Linked DNA regions of Homo sapiens: region 2 is linked to region 1. A link is an interaction called in ENCODE POLR2A ChIA-PET data of the cell type or tissue named here. Cell type or tissue: HepG2. All regions are shown on one strand. Region 1 holds the start of LOC124901211 (small nucleolar RNA U13). Region 2 holds the start of NDST1-AS1 (NDST1 antisense RNA 1).

The links. ChIA-PET counts read pairs that join two places held together with the same protein. Peaks named below come from ENCODE experiments on the same cell type or tissue, not always from the same donor. Only the 100,000 strongest peaks of a DNase experiment are listed, where the experiment ranks them.
Region 2: POLR2A ChIA-PET joins it to region 1 with 30 read pairs; 16 of 35 experiments call an interaction of 5 or more read pairs at or near these places.

Annotation. Positions count from the first base shown.
Region 1 is chr5:150,540,885-150,545,884 of GRCh38, forward strand. NDST1 (N-deacetylase and N-sulfotransferase 1) reads left to right here. Exons shown (of 15, transcript NM_001543.5): 9 at 686-782; 10 at 1,964-2,087; 11 at 4,428-4,602. LOC124901211 (small nucleolar RNA U13) reads right to left here and starts at 2,805; the gene lies at 2,706-2,805. RefSeq lists an enhancer at 2,103-2,397 and silencers at 2,103-2,397, 4,040-4,159. In HepG2, a CTCF peak has its summit at 4,028 (motif pointing left); DNase peaks (open chromatin) are centred at 237, 1,257, 2,227 and 4,027.
Region 2 is chr5:150,484,021-150,489,020 of GRCh38, forward strand. NDST1-AS1 (NDST1 antisense RNA 1) reads right to left here and starts at 1,972. Exons shown (of 3, transcript NR_105061.1): 1 at 1,881-1,972; 2 at 1,209-1,279. RefSeq lists an enhancer at 1,548-2,203 and a silencer at 1,736-2,525. In HepG2, CTCF peaks have their summits at 2,447 and 3,909 (motif pointing right); DNase peaks (open chromatin) are centred at 1,151, 1,741, 2,701 and 3,891; H3K4me3 peaks cover 2,741 bases.

The DNA.
Region 1 (5,000 bases):
AGGCTCTTAGATAATCTCTTGTATCTCTTCTAACTCCAGCAGGCTCTGAGTGGGAAAAGGGATTGATGGGAGGGTTTGGGGGCCAGTTTTTGGGAAAGTCTGCTCCTACGGGCTTTTAAAAAGTGGAAGCAGAAGCTGGAATTGGTGACAGTCTCATAGTTCAGACCAGGAGTCCACAAACCGTGACTCATGGGCCAAAACCAGCCTGAGACCTGTTTTTGTAAAGAACGTTTTATTGGCAGACAGCCACGCTCATTCTTGTATCTACTGTCTATAGCTGCTTTCATGCTATGACGGCAGAGTCGAGTAGTTGCAATGGAAACTTCCATGCCCCAAACCTAAAATATTTACTAAACACTTACCAAAAGATTAATTAAACTTTATAGGAAGCGTTTCTTGACCCCCTGGTTCAGACGCAGCTTGTCCAGTTAAATTCAACAAGTGCTTATGAGTTCCTGTTACGTGCTAAGGGGCATTTTGCGAGCTCTTTGGGGGACATGAAACTGACCAGAAGTGGAGCCTGCCTGTCAGTGGCTCAGTGTCTGGGGGTGGGGATGTGACAAGGACACATGTAGCATGTAGGTATCATGCCCATTGGGCTGTAAGGGCCACATATCCATGTGCAGTGGGAGTCCACTGACTGGGTTCTGGGGCGCCCCACACATCCCTTCCACTGTTGTTTTAGGACCCCTGCGAGGACAAACGTCACAAAGACATCTGGTCCAAGGAGAAGACGTGTGACCGCTTCCCAAAGCTCCTCATCATCGGCCCCCAGAAAACAGGCAGGTCTCTCTGCTCTTGACCGAGCTTCCCCAACTGCCTGCTGTCTCAGCCACAGAATTCTGAGGACTGCCTTGCCCTGGCCCCACTCCCGGATAATTTGCTCCCTCTTTCCCAGGAAGTAGGAATGAAGTTGGGGTGAACACAAATTGCCTGTCAGTATGGAGGGGAAAGAGGTGGAGGAGGGGCCTGGAGTTCTCCTATTTATCCTGAACCATAGCCTCAGGGAGCTCTCCCTGCATTATCCTGGGAGTCTCCAAGTCCAGTCAGAGAAGCCCAGATCAGTTGCTCTGCTAGTTTGAGTAATGCCAAGCAAAACTGGTACAAAGAGGACTGTGATCAATTAGCTATGTCTGCCAGAGGTGCAGTAGGGAGAAGCAGTGACATGATTGCTAAGCATTTGTCATCCATACAACCCTGCAAGGCACAAATGGGCACTCCCATTTTGTAGACAGAAACTCAAGGTTCAGAGAAGTCAAGTGACTTCCCTTAACACATTCAGTTAGGCAATGGCAATTCCAGGCCTGAACTCTGATCTCTGTGACCCTGAAACATATACTCTTAATTGCCAAACTCTATAGCCTCCTTCTCTTCTGGGCTCTCTCATTATAGCATGTAAACCATAGACTTATACCACAGAAAGTGAATGAACTCACTGAGGAGGAGGTAGGGCAGGGTGCATGAGTGAGCAGAGGGTATTGGGAAGAAGAGACATAGGAACAAGATTTCTTAGTTCTTTAAGAATTTCACATTAACAGAACTGCAGGGTGACAAACTCCCTTTTCCCTGAGCTCCTACCAAGTGCCAGAGGACAGAGGCCCAGAGCTGGAAAGGACCAGCTCTTCTGGGATGCTGAGGGGACAGCAGTCAGTTAAACATGGCTACCAGAGTGCAGTGGTGAGGCAGATTCTGAGGCCACGTCCTCGTTTAGTGAAGAGTGCTGTGATAGATTAGCGATGTCCGTAGTAGGTACAGGAGTTGCGGTGTTCACATGCATGCCATATATTTGCCACCCTGGATTTAGTAATTCCTTCATTGCACAGATGAAGAAGCTAAGACCAGAGAAAGGCAGAGACCTTCCCAGGAGCCCCCAGTGGGTCGTGGGGAGCTAGGCCCAGAACCCAGACTCTATCTTTTGGCTGGGGGCTGGGCCCTGGGTCTCAGGTGTCTACCCTCCCCACAGGCACCACTGCCCTCTACCTGTTCCTGGGCATGCACCCTGACCTAAGCAGCAACTACCCCAGCTCTGAGACCTTTGAGGAGATCCAGTTTTTTAATGGCCACAACTATCACAAAGGCATCGACTGGTGAGTTGGCCTTTCTGTCCACAGCGGGACGGGAAGGCCATCCTGGGGCCTCCCAGGAGTCTGCTGTGGCCACAGCAGGAAGCAGCTGGAGCTTGCTCACACACAGCTGTCATTCCTGTAAACAGGGACAAAGTGCAGTGACCCTTGAATCATGGTGTGACAGCGTTGTCATAGACAGGACACTCGATGAGGAGGCCCTTTGCCCCTTTGCTCTACCGCCTGTAGTCAGACGCTGAGGTCGAAGTCCACCCCTCCCTTGCTTGCAGAGAAACATCCTGAGTCTTGGGGAGGAGAAGGGTTTGCCCAGGGTCCCAAGGTCGGAAATCCAAATGTTCTGGCTCTCCTCACTGCGTGTGGCTGACTGTGAAGCAGAGGTGTTCTTGTGGGCCCTTCAGGGACAGGTCGCTGGTCTTTGGGCGTCACTTGGGGAAGTCATTAAGATTGCCACTTCCCACCAGAGCCTGCAGAGGTTACCTTTGTAGAGGTTCCCAGCAGAGGGTCCTAGTAGAGGTTCCCTTAAGGGTGTGGGGGCCAGAGCAGAGATGGTTTTACTCTCCACCTTTTCAGTTGGCATCTTTCTCTATTTGCCTTTTTTCTTTCTTTTTAAAAAATGTTTCATGTCAGGTAGGTAATGTGCTGAGATCATAACAAGGTTCGAGGTGGGTACACCTCACACGTGTGTGAACACCCAATCATCACGTGCATGGACTGCAAAGTTTGCCTTTTTAAACCTTGTCCATGTATTACCATTATTTATTATTTTTATGTCAGTGGGTTCCCTGGGTGGAGAGGTTATGGGCCTTCTGTCTTTCTTTTTTTTTTTTTTGAGATGGAATCTCGCTCTGTCACCCAGGCTGCAGTGCAGTGGCGCGATCTCGGCTTACTGCAACCTCTGCTTCCCGGGTTCAAGTGATTCTCCTGCTTCAGCCTCCCAAGTAGCTGGGACTACAGGTGCCCGCCACCATGCCTGGCTAATTTTTGTATTTTTAGTAGAGACGAGGTTTTGCCATGTTGGTCAGGCTGGTCTTGAACTCCTGACCTCGTGATCTGCCCGCCTCGGCCTCCCAAAGTGCTGGGATTACGGCGTGCGCCACTGCGCCCGGCCCATCTACCTACATTTCTAACATCTCCACAGTCTCTTGTCTAAAATCTAGTGTGGTCAGATGAATTATTGGAAGTCAACATTTTTCAGGTTTTAGAAAGGTAATGTGGTGCGAAACCATATATTTAGTAACATCTTCAGCGACACCTGGGGCAGCACCCTGTTAGCAAATTCATTAATATGTCTGTAGCAAAGTATGTGAATATTTACACTAAGTAAGAGGAATAAGTCAGGTTTTGTTGCCAAATGGCTTTGCTACAAACCTAGGAAACAAAGCCTGTGTTTTCAAAGCTTTCTCAATTGAGATATTGTAAACAAAGGATTGTGGACATGCAAAGAAAATTCAGAAAGATGAGAGAAGACGTAATTCCTTGGCCCAATTCCCAAGAGCTTGATTTTGTAGGTAGGTCTAAAGTGGGGTGCAGGAATCCAGCAGGCCCCCAGAACGCTCTGATGAAGCACATCCTTGGGACCAGCCTGGATCAGCCCCACCTCACAGGATAGGATAGGGACCCTGTACCCTTCATGAGAGTGGACTTTGCTTCCCACAAGCCCCAGAAGTTGGACCCTGAGTTTGCATAGGTAGATTCCCCTGGGAGGGTCTGGAGTGTTCCTTTGGTTTCCAGAGGTTCCTTCATCCAGAGGTGGCCATTGCTCTGGTGGGATATGGGCATTAGTCTGGAAAGCCGTGCTCACCCACAGCAGGCTGGGGAGGGGTTGTGGGTAGCAGGAGGTCCTGGTCCACAGTGACGGCCTAGAAGGTGTTCCCCCAGGTCAGGAAAGAAAGTCCGCCCTCTGGAGGCCCCCTCTGCTCTGTGCCAGCCTCCCTGGGGCAGTCCTGGAGCCACTCTGAGCCCCAGCTCGCCCCCTAGAGGCAGAGAGAGTGACAGCCCTGGCAGTTAAGCCTGGAGCAGCTGAGGGGGCGGGATCCTAGAGTTTAGGATTGAGGGGCATTACCCCCTCCCCATGACCTGCAACTGCCGGCGCACCCACAAGTCTTCAGATCCTCCCAACTCCAGAGTCTTCTGGAAAAGGAACGAATTTGAAACAGGGAGGCTGCCAAGAGGCCATTCCCCTCCAGAATCCCCACTGGAGGCAAGTCCTTGTTTGGTTGGGAGCAAAGCTTCCCACTTGCTCTCTGAGGACATTCTACCCCAGTGCCTCGCCCTTGTGCTGCATTCCCTTAGCCCCCTCCTCATGAGTTTTGTCTGTGAGCCGCCTCTCTGGGCTTCCTGCAGGTACATGGAGTTCTTCCCCATCCCTTCCAACACCACCTCCGACTTCTACTTTGAGAAAAGCGCCAACTACTTTGATTCAGAAGTGGCGCCCCGGCGGGCAGCAGCCCTCTTGCCCAAAGCCAAGGTCCTGACCATCCTCATCAACCCCGCGGACCGGGCCTATTCCTGGTACCAGGTGAGTGGGGCTGGGGTGGAGTCCCTGTGTCGGGAACACAGGGCTCCGTCTGACACTCAGTTACTCACTCACTCAACAGATATTATTAGTAAGCACCTACTGTGTGCCAGCCCTGAGCCAGGCGCCTGGAGCGTGGTGATGGCTGAGAATAGAGTCCTTGGTGGAGGAGACAGGCGGAAATGGAAAGCCAGCCACCAGTTGACTGTCCACCTGCCTAGTGTCATGCGGGGTCCTGCCTCTACTTCTGACACTGACAAGAGGTGGAGGCTGGTTACGCCTAGAGGAAGCTTAGATTTGGTGAACAGCAATGCAGGATCATACTGACTATAGCTTCCTCGCTGGACACGGGTGGGAGTGGGAGCTCATGGAAGGACAAGACACAAGACTGCCATTCACAG
Region 2 (5,000 bases), 57 kb before region 1:
GTGGCTGGGATTACAGGTACGAACCACCACACCCGGCTAATGTTTGTATTTTTAGTAGAGACAGGGTTTCACCATGTTGGCCAGGCTAGTCTTGAACTCCTGACCTTGTGATCCACCACCTTGGCCTCCCAAAGTGCTGGGATTATAGGCATGAGCCACCACTCCCAGCCTTTTTTTTTTTTTCTTTGAGACAGAGTCTTGCTCTGTCACCCAGGATGGAGTGCAGTGGCATGGCTCACTGCAACCTCCACCTCCTTGGTTCAAGTGATTCTCTTGCTTCAGCCTCCTGAGTAGCTGGGATTACAGGCACCTGCCACCATGCCCCGCTAATTTTTTTTTTTTTTTTTTTGTATTTTTAGTAGAGATGGGTTTCACCATGTTAGCCAGGCTGGTCTCCAACTCCTGACCTCAAGTGATCCGCCCGCCTGAACCTCCCAAAGTGTTGGGGTCATAGGCATGAGCCACCACACCCGGCCTTGTATACTTTTTGAGCTTTGTTCCTACAATTGGATACTCTAAATTTTTTTTTTTTTTTTTTTTTTGATACGGAGTCTTGCTCTGTCACCCAGGCTGGGGTGCAGTGGCACGATCTCGGCTCACTGCAACCTCCACCTCCCGGGTTCAAGCGATTTTCTCCTGCCTCAGTCTCCTGAGTAGCTGGGATTACAGACATGCGCCACCACCCCCAGCTAATTTTTGTATTTTCAGTAGAGAGGAGGTTTCACCATGTTGGCCAGGCTGGTCTTGAACTCCTGACCTCGTGATCCGCCCGCCTCAGCCTCCCAAAGTGTTGGGATTACAGGCGTGAGCCACCGCGCCCGGCCCAGTTGGATAATCTTGAGCCTCTAAAGGTCCTTAGGAATCCACCAATCCACTGTTTCCCAGACTCAGGATCTCCAGGGCCGGGTGATCTGCATCCTTACAAGCTCCTTAAGGGATTCACTCATCCAACCCCACCCTGCTCATTTTACAGGCTGGCTCATGGGTGGCAGAAAGCCCTCCACTGGGAGCAGGCCGATCCGAGTGCCAGCCTAGGCTCTCATTAACCTGCCAAATCATCTCATCTCTCTGAGCCTCATTGTTCCCATCTGTTTAACGGGAACAACCACTGTCATCCTGCCTAATTTGCAGAGTCCTTGGGATAGCTAGAATAACAGGGGTTGGGGGGCAGGCTCAGCGGGAGAAGAGATTTGCACAAGGTCATTTACCTCTTCATCTGCTTGTTTTGTGCCAGGAGAGAGGATTCTGCTGGGAACAACTTGTTGGGAAAGATGACATTCTAGTAAACAATGAAACCAGTAAATGAACCACATAATCACGATAAAGGGGTTTTCGAGAGTCAGGGCAAAGGTGTGTGTTGGGGGAGGGAGGGTCTGCCCAGGAGGGGTCATTCTGGCAGAGCACTGGTGGTCGGGGAGCTGTCCCAGGAGGTCCTGGAGAGCTGTCACAAGCCCAGGGGTGGAAGAGCCTGGAGGCCCTCTCGAGCCCAGCCAGAGCGTTCCCAGGGCCCTCGGAGCCGCCGCGGGCGCGGGTCTTTGTCTCCCACATTCTCTCTGCCGCCTCTCCCGACCCCCAGCGCTGTTTCGTCTCTGACCCCGAATAACTTGTTGGTTTCCCCCCGGGCTTTGTTTCCCGGGGGTCACCGCCTCGGGGACGCCGGGCAGCCGCCCCGGCCCTCGTGGGTCCTGCATCTGACACCCCCTCCGGCCCCCGCCCCCTACCCGCTCGGAGATAGGGGTCAAAGGCAGCCCGCGTCACGTGGTCGCCGAGCAGCACCGAATCGGCCGGGAGGGCCGAGGGAGAATCCGGGTGGAAGTCGAGAAATCCAGCCCCGATAGCAGCGCTCGGTCCCGCCCCGGCCCCCGCCCCGGGGCGCTCACCGCACGCCCGCCGGCCGCCCCGGCCTCCGGAGCTCTTCTCTGGCCGGCACCCACGCGGCATCACGGGATCGAACCCCGCTCCCAGCGGCCGCGATTCGGGGAGGTAGGCGCTGGGCCGAGGAGGTAAGGGGAGACGGGCTTGGGGGCTCTCGGCGCACGGGTACGCCCCTCTGGGCTAGGGGGCGAGGCAGCGCGCCCCAACCTTCAGTCTCCAGGGAGACCCCTCCCCGCTGCGGGACGAGGGGGAGGCTGCGAGCTGCCCCGGCGCAGCGCCGGGCCGGGACTGGGGGCTGGGCACCGGGAGGGAGCGGGAGGGGGAGGAGAGCGGGCGGGAGGAGGCGGCGGCGGCGGCGTGGAGCGGGGGTGGGAGCGGCGGGAGGCGGCCGCGAAGGGGTTAACCCTGGCCCGGGCCGGAGCCCGGAGGCGCACGCACGGCCCGGGGGACCCAGGCGTCCCGCTCCTCGCCGGGAGCGCCCCTTCCCCCGAGTGGCGCCCCAGCCGTGGCAGGTAAGAGGCCGAGAGGGCCCGGGCCTGCCAGTCCCCTGTCGCCCAGCCGGTGGGGCCCGAGCCCGGCGTGCAGGCCGCGCGGGGCCCCCAGCGGCCGCCGGCGCAAGTTTGGTGCGGGCGGGCGCCGGGCGGGCGGGTGGAGTCGGCCGGGCCCCGCGCGCGGGGGTGGGAGGACAAAGGGTAGGGGGCCGCGCGGGGCCGGGGGCAGGCTGGGGTGCGGGCGAGGGCAGCGCGGCAGCTGTAGGTCACGGATAATGTCACTCACGAGGAATGCCCCCTCCCCCTCCCCTGCTCCCGAACAGGGGAAACTTTTGTCTAGCGAGGGAGGGGGTTAGAGGCCGGGTCCTGGCTTCGCGAAGGCTGAGGCAGCCGGACCGGTTTTCTGCGGGCTCTGAGCGGCCTGCTGTCTAACTCCCCTCCTCCCTCAGGGTCTCGGGAGCAAGAAGTTCTCCCTTTGCACGCAGCTCTTTAACGCCCTGGGACAGGGGTGAGGAGGGGGCGCCGGTGGGACGGGTGGGCTCTAGGACCGGCCGGGAATCTGGGGACTGGCCACTTGGCTTTTTGCAGATTCGAGCAGCCCGGTGTGCCCTGCGAGGCTAAGGGAATACAGAGCCCCACCCCCTGAACGCCCATTGTTGCCCTCCCCACCCAGGAGAGCTTTCAGAATGGCCTGCGGGCAGTTTTGCCCCCAGGTCTCTTCAGAGCGACCTGGCTGTTTGTCAGTTTCCAGCGGTGTGACCTTGAGTGGGTTCCTTACCTTCCCCTAGCCTCAGTTTCTTCACCTGTAAAATGGGGAGAATGGTATTTGCTAGAATGAGGATGAGAGGAGTGTGTGGTATTTCAGTAAATGGTGTCATGCTTATATTCAACAAGTACATTTCACGTTTACTGTGTGTTAGGGCGCTGGACTAATTCATTGCTTTACATACATTCTCTCATTTAATTCTCCCGCATTACTATTAACCACATTTTACGGAGGGGCAAACTGAGGCGCAGGGTTGTAAAGGTCACACAGATAGAAAGTGGTGGAGCTTGGATTTTACCTCCCTCTCTCAGCCTGTGTCTCAGCCACAGATCTCTAGAGTGTCTTGCTGTGACAGCTCACAGTTTATTTCTCCTTTTTTTTTTTTTTTTTTTTTTACAACTTTGGCCCTGTACAGTTTCATTTTCAATTGAAATTATGGGGACATCTGTCCTCTTCCCCATTTTCCCCACCGGCAGGTAATGCTCTCTTCTGCCTGGTACTTGTTCCAAGTGAGGTCTTGTGCCCTGGCTCTTGTTAGCATGGGCAGCTGGAGCAGGAGGGAGGTCAGTTGGAGACTGGGCCTGGAACTCCGTAATGGTCCAAGTGCTGTTGCTGGCTGCTGTGTCTATGGCAGTGCGGATGGTGCAGGGAGAAGCCTGTCTCCCTGGCTCTGACTGGAGACAGCTGGTGGCTTTGTCAACAGGCCTCTCTCCCTAGCACCCAGGGACAGCCACATCTTTACTTCTCTTTCAGACCAGGTTACTTTCAGATCAGCAGGGGGCAGAGGTAGGGCAAGGGTGTTCTTGTGTAACTTGGCCATGGCAGGGGTTCTCATTGCTAACTAATAGACGGGTCTGGATGCGCAGAGTCCTTGAGGATAGTAATAGTGTCAGGATTGCAGAACCCTAATGGAGAATGCATGTGTGTACAGGTCCCTGAGCCTAGCTAGCTCAGTATTGGGCACCCTGTAGGCCCTCAGTAAATATCCCACAAGTGAATACGTGAAGTGGCTTAGATTTCTGCTGGCTTTCACACCCTGGGTTGGCCCAATCATTTGGTGGGGGTGACATCTTATGAGTACTGATCGGGCTCTGATTGAGGTCCTTGAGTAATTACTTTAAAAATGGAAAACAAATTGCAATTTAATTAACAACATCTTAAATCTAGGGCTGAGAGAGAGTGTGGTGGGTGGGGGTAGATAATGAGAGAAGTTCTTGGGGAAGGAAAGTTTGTGCATTTCAGCCTGCTCCGAGGGGTGTTCCAGCACTGTGTCTGGGTTTTGCAGGGTTTGTAGGCTTTTTGAGGGCCCTGGAAATAGGGGGCCCTCCTGGGCTGATAGTTCAGCTTGTAGGAATAAATGTGGAAATTCCGTTGCTTTGCTGGACATTGAGGGGACTCAGAAAAGCAGGGCATTGAATGGAGGAGTTGGAAGGCTGACTCGTCATATGGTCAGACTGTCCTTGTCATTGTGGTCAGAGCAAGAGGAAAGGCCTCTGGGGGAATCAACAAGTAAAGGGAGGGCCCCAGCAAGCAAGAGAACATGGATAGTGAGCCTCCTGTCGCAAGGAGGTATGCGACGAACAGTTTTGTAATCACAAGTTGAGGATGTGGTCAAGAATTTAAGATCATAGGCTGGGGGTTGGCGTCTGACAAACTCACAAATGGGCTCTGGTCTAGGCAGCCCAGAGCTCTCTCTGCCCTAGGCTTTGGACCTGCTTGGCTGTGCTTTGGCCGCCCTTCCATGCTTTGGGACCAAAGCCAGGCCTGCAAGTCTCTGGAGGCTGGGCCGACTTCTACTGGCCTGGAATTTGGATTTGAGTATGGCTTGAAATATCTGGACTGTTTGGAGGACTTGGACATTCTTTACT